Regions from separate parts of the Homo sapiens genome. Here region 1 is linked to region 2. Evidence: read pairs that join two places in POLR2A ChIA-PET (ENCODE). Cell type or tissue: HepG2. All regions are shown on one strand. Each heading gives the region's core, and the rest is flanking DNA. Links, peaks and the distances in the headings are about the cores only.

What was found. Peaks named below come from ENCODE experiments on the same cell type or tissue, not always from the same donor. Only the 100,000 strongest peaks of a DNase experiment are listed, where the experiment ranks them.
Region 1: POLR2A ChIA-PET joins it to region 2 with 7 read pairs; 4 of 35 experiments call an interaction of 5 or more read pairs at or near these places.

What each region holds. Positions count from the first base shown.
Region 1 is chr3:45,747,627-45,750,537 of GRCh38, reverse strand. No RefSeq gene overlaps it. Among named protein-coding and RNA genes, the nearest start is that of SLC6A20, 47 kb to the left of the region's middle. In HepG2, for the core only: no CTCF peak of the experiment used is centred there; no DNase peak of the experiment used is centred there.
Region 2 is chr3:45,634,786-45,637,696 of GRCh38, reverse strand. LIMD1 (LIM domain containing 1) reads right to left here. Exons shown (of 8, transcript NM_014240.3): 2 at 1,446-1,547. Among named protein-coding and RNA genes, the nearest start is that of LIMD1, 41 kb to the right of the region's middle. In HepG2, for the core only: no CTCF peak of the experiment used is centred there; a DNase peak (open chromatin) is centred at 1,786.

The DNA.
Region 1 (2,911 bases), core at 165-2,664, 110 kb before region 2:
GTGGTCATCTGTGGGAAGAGGTAGGGATGGCAGTGGGAAGGAGACCATGGGCTTCCAAGGTGCAAGTTCTGTTCTCCCCAGTCATGATCCAGATGCCCAAAAGCATACAGAGGGAAACAGTAAAGCTTTAGATTGAGGTGGAATATTGAATTCTTACAAGCTAGGTGCCTTTCCCAACACTCCTTCCAAAGAAGGAAACATAGCCAGGAGTTAAGGATAATAGCAGAGTTGTGCCCTGGCTCTGGGGAGCTCAACTAGCTGCCTTGGATAGGGTGTTCATGGTACACCTGCTGTGTCTATGTCCCTCCTCTCCCTCCTTCATCCTTCCGTCCCCCTCTTTCTTTCTCGGGCTAATTTGCTACACAGCATTAGATAACCAGAACACCTAGGTCCTAGCATAAGCCCCACCTCCTCCAGGAAGCCACCTGACTCCCTCCAGCAACAGCTCTGCACTTTACCTTTGTATTCTCTCCTTTCTGACTATGGTCAGCAGACTTCTAAGACGGCCCCCAAAGATTGCCACCTGGTATTCATGTGCTCGTGTTATCTCCTCCTCTTGAATAAGCTGGACCTAGTGACTTCTAGTGCACAGAAATGTGGTGAAAGTGATGGGATAACAATTTCCAGATTAAGTTATAAAAGACACTGTGGGCTGGGTGCGGTGGCTCACGCCTGTAATCCCAGCACTTTGGGAGGCTGAGGCGGGTAGATCACCTGACGTCAGGAGTTCAAGACCAGCCTGGCCAAGATGGTGAAACCCCGTCTCTACTAAAAATAGAAAAATTATCTGGGCATGGTGGCAGGAGCCTGTAATCCCAGCTACTTGGGAGGCTGAGGCAGGAGAATCGCTTGAACCTGGGAGGCGGAGGTTGCAGCGAGCAGAGATCACGCCATCGCACTCCAGCCTGGGGGACAAGAGCGAGACTTTGTCTCAAAAAAAAAAAAAAAAAAAGACAAGACACTGTGACTTCCTCCTTGTTAGCAGACTCTCTCTTGCTGACTTGATGAAACAAGTTGCCATGTTGAACAGGCCCATGTGGCAAGGAATTGAGGGAGAGTTTCAGCTAACAGCCAGCAAGCGGACCAGTCCAACAGCCCACAAGGAACTGAATCCTGCTGATATGATTTGGCTGTGTCCCCACCCAAATCTCATCTTGAATTCCCATGTGCTGTGGGTGGGACCCAGTGGGAGATAATTGAATCATGGGAGTGGTTTTAGTGGTAGTGAATAAGTCTCATGAGATCTGATGGTTTTATCAGAGGTTTCCACTTTTGAGTCTTCCTCATTCTCTCACTTTTTGCCTGCCACCATCCACGTAAGACGTGACTTGCTCTTCCTTGCCTTCCACCATGATTGTGAGGCTTCCCCAGCCACTTGGAACTGTAAGTCCAGTTAAACCTCTTTCTTTTGTAAATTGCTCAGTCTCATGTATGTCTTTATCAGCAGTGTGAAAACAAACTAATACACCTGCCAACAACGAGAGTGATCTTTAAAGTGGATCCTGCTCCAGCTGAACCTTGACTGGCGCCTGTGGGAGACCCTGAAATGGGGGACAGAGCTAAATTGTGCCCAAATTCCTGACCTACAGGAACTGTGAGATGATAAATACGAATAAATAGGGGTTGCTTTAAGCCAGTAAGTTTTGGAGTAATTTGTTATGCAGTGATAGATGCACTGAGGTCATTCAGAGCTGGAAGGTATCATACATCCCCTGCAGTCCCTGGTTGGGAGCACAAGGACACCTCATTAATTCTCAAATTAATGACCAAATTTTGAAATTATTTCACTAAGAAACTGGAAAAATGAATTATGGGAAGACAATATTTTAAATATTTACCCTAATTTATCCTGAGATTATATATATATATAAAAATATAATTATTATATAATTTATCCTCAAGAGAGATATATGTTTTTATATATATATATATATATATATATATATTTATATGTTTTCTGATCCACTGTCAGAAAACAACTGTTAATACAGAGAACCCACATTACTCCAAAAGTGCTCCAAAGTTCAGCTGGTGAGAGAGAGAGAACGAGATCGAGCACATGGGATTAAGAGCGAGCCATTTCCAAGGAATTTCATCTCACTTCCCACATGAGTGAGAGTCCTCCTAATGTTACAGGATCTTTGGGGTGTTGGTTTTCTGGCTGGAAACCTCTGTGGCCAGTGGTGCCTTTGCCCGTGTTTTGTTCAGGCCTGCTGGGCTTGTTCCGCCCACTCAGCCTGGCAGGCTGAGCTCGGCTTACATTACGGGCCTGGATCCCATGCCTGCCAAGGCCAAGTCAGGTATGGAGCAGCAAGGGGTATGTAAGCATGGGGCCCAACCACTGCAGTTACACACACCAGCTGCTGCAGTGGGGTAGGCAGCTCCAAGTGCTGGCATGGGTGCGGGCTCTCTGCAAGGCTGCAGCTGGACCAGGCATGCATGCAAGCAGCTTCCACGGCTGCCAGTGCGGAAGACGGTAGTGCCCAGAAGCTTAGAGATGCTAGGAACTGCAGGACCCCAAAGAGGGAGTCACAGCCCTGACTCAGGGAACTCCCAGGTCTGGGTTCCCTGAAGGGCTGCAGGTCTTCTCTCCTTCGCGCACAATGTGGTGAGCAAGGGGCATTTCAGCCCTGTTTGTTATAGCTCTTTTAGCCTCACCATTTGGCGGGTCCTGAGTTCTTGTCCTGTGGCCAGGAAGAATGAAGTATGTGGACAAGTGGAGGATGAGCAAGATGAAGAGGAGCTTTATCGAGTGATAGAACAGCTCAGAGGAGACCTGCAGGGAGTACCTCCTTTCCGCAGCCAGGGTGTTCCGATAAGTGTTCAGCTCCTAGCAGAGAGGGTAGCTGCTCTCTCCAGGCAGGTCATCCCAAGTGTTCAGCTATCAGCAGAGAGGGTAGCTCTTCTCTGC
Region 2 (2,911 bases), core at 250-2,749:
CTTCCCCTTCCCTTCTCCAGAAGGATTCAAAATGAGGATCCCCAAACCAATGGTAGTCAGCCCTGATCACACCCTGGAAGTATCTGAGAAGCTGTGAAAAAATACACTTGCCCCACTTGGGCGGGCGCAGTGGCTCACGCCTGTAATCCCAGCACTTTGGGAGGCCGAGGTGGGTGGATCACAAGGTCAAGAGATCGAGACAATCCTGGCCAACATGGTGAAACCCCGTCTCTACTAAAAATACAAAAATTAGCTGGGCGTGCTGGTGCACATCTGTAGTCCCAGCTACTCGGGAGGCTGTAGCAAAAGAATCGCTTGAACCCAGGAGGCGGAGGTTGCAGTGAGCTGAGATAGCACCACTGCACTCCAGCCTGGGTGACAAAGCGAGACTCCGTCTCAAAAAAAAAAAAAAAATTAATACACTTGCCTCACTCTAGAAATTCCAAGGGTGATGCCCTGGCCCCACCCTTGATTAGCAGAATCAGATTGAGGTTCCTAGCTAATCCTATCAGATTAGGATTTAGCTCTGATTCTGATTAGCAGGGTTTTAAAGTCTCCACAGGTGATTCTAATGAGCAGCCAGGATTGCAAACCACGGGGCCAGATGGTTAGAAAGACCCCTTTGTTCCTGACACCCTGTGACTCTGCTGTAACATTCCCTTTTAGTTGAGAGCTGTTAGCCTCAGTATAGGATTGAGAATATAAGTAGGACATTTTCCAAAAATACTCCTCAAAATTAATCTTTGATAGAGACAGAAAACAAGCAAAATCCATAACTTGGTCAGACTTGGCAAGCATGCAATGTGTTAGAATCTTCCACGGGGAGCGGTTGCCATCCATTCAATCCAGACTCCTGATGGGCTGCTTGAATTATAATGCATGTACTGGAGTACAAAGATGCCCACAGGTGTGTGCTAGGTAGGCACCAGCACATGGGTGGCATGCACACACACCTCATGCTCATACAGCAGCCTCCAAATCAAAGATTAGGTTAGGGAGGTGGTTACAGAGTAATAAAGGACCCCCACCTCCACCTCACACTGGGGTAGCTGACTGACTAATCACTTTTGGTTGGCTGGTCCCCACAGTGGGGGAGAGAACTGACAAACAGGGTAGACATGGTGAATCCCAGCACTTCCTCCCAAATCTTCTGAAACCTCTTCTTACATATTTCAAACCTGATGTGATTAGGGATCACTCTGAACTCATTCAACTTATCACCAGAATCACAGGCAATCTTTGGTATTGTGTTAAGTCACCGTGCCCTGATGGGCTTCTGTTGGTGGTAAGAAACCCTGCTGTAAAAGACACTGTCTGGCTTTTCTGTGGGGCTGAGGAGGGCCATGGACCAACCGTCTCCAGAAAGATGATCTCTCTCCTCCCTTTCTCGGTTCCCATGTTCCTTACGCATCCCCCACACACCCGACACCCACACCCACACTTACTGCAAGCTGCACAGGTGAAGCATGTGTCATGGTAGAGGTTCCCCATGGCCTGACAGGCCTGGCCAGCCCCAAACACCCCTTTGCTGCATTTCACACAGGCTCCTTGCAGGACAAGAGAAACATCAGTGAGTCAGGAGGGAACCAGTGTAAACTGAGTCATAAAAAAGCCAATGAACAAAGCATAATACCATCCCTCCCCATGGCCAGCCCACCACCAAATCCAGTGGATGACTCATTTGAAGTGTCTTTCTCTCCCTCTCCCTCTGTCACTCTTTCAACTGCAGAAAACAGCTACCAGGCTGGACTTTAGGTCCCACTTTCCCTGCCCCACTGTTATGCTAATGTCCAGAATTCCTGGGCTTGGTCAACTCCCTCCCTCACCCCACCCAAAGCTTTCGAAGGTTCCCACTGTTTGTAAGACAGTTCAGAAAGATTGCACCATCACTATAATATGCCAAGCATGCAGGTTGGGAAATTTCTTTTTTCCTCCCTTTTTTTTTTTTTTTTTTTTTTTTTTTTGAGACGGGGATCTTGATATGTTGCCCAGACTGGTCTTGAACTCCTAGGCTCAAGCAATCCTCCCGCCTCGGCCTCCTAAAGTGCTAGGATTACAGGTGTGAGCCACCATGCCTGGCCAGACAATTCCAACTAAATTATTTCCTTTAATTTTCAGTGGGAACCACCAACTAGGATTTAGTAACCTCAATTTTTACAAAAAGTATATCACACCCCAAGCCCTGGGTTTGTCAGACTGCAAGCAAGTGCTCTTCCCTGCCCTTCTACCAGCAGCTCCTCACCCCCTAACAAGTCCCACAGGGTCTTAGCCCAGCCTTTGCTGATGGGCCCCTACCTAGTACATTCTACTCCTGCCCTTCTGTTCACTCAAGTCCTGAGGCTTTCATCTCAGCCTGCCCCACGATTCCTTCCTCAGACTGTTTGAGGCCAGGAGTTCAACACCAGCCTGGGCAACATAGGGAGATCATCCATCGAGAGAGAGAGAGAGAACTTTTTTTTGAGACAGAGTCTCACTCTGTCACCTGGGCTGGAGTGCAGTGGTGCAATCTCGGCTCACTGCAACCTCCGCCTCCCGGGTTCAAGTGATTCTCCTGCCTCAGCCTTCCAAGTAGCTGGGACTACAGGAATGCACAATCAAGCCCAGCTGATTTTTGTATTTTCAGTAGAGATGGGGTTTCACCATGTTGGCCAGGCTGGTCTCAAACTACTGACCTCAGGTGATCCGCCTGCCTCAGCCTCCCAAAGTGCCGGGATGACAGGCATGAGCCACCGCGCCTGGCCTGAAAAAACAAATTTGAAGAGCCAGGTTCTAACCTTGAGCCTCCCACCTACCCGTGACTCCTGTAGTTTGGATTAATGGTGATCAGCTCTCTGGGTGTCCGTTTCTTAATTAGGAAATAGAGGTTCCTTCCATCTGCCCTGCATATTCCCAGGAGCAGCAATTAAGAGTT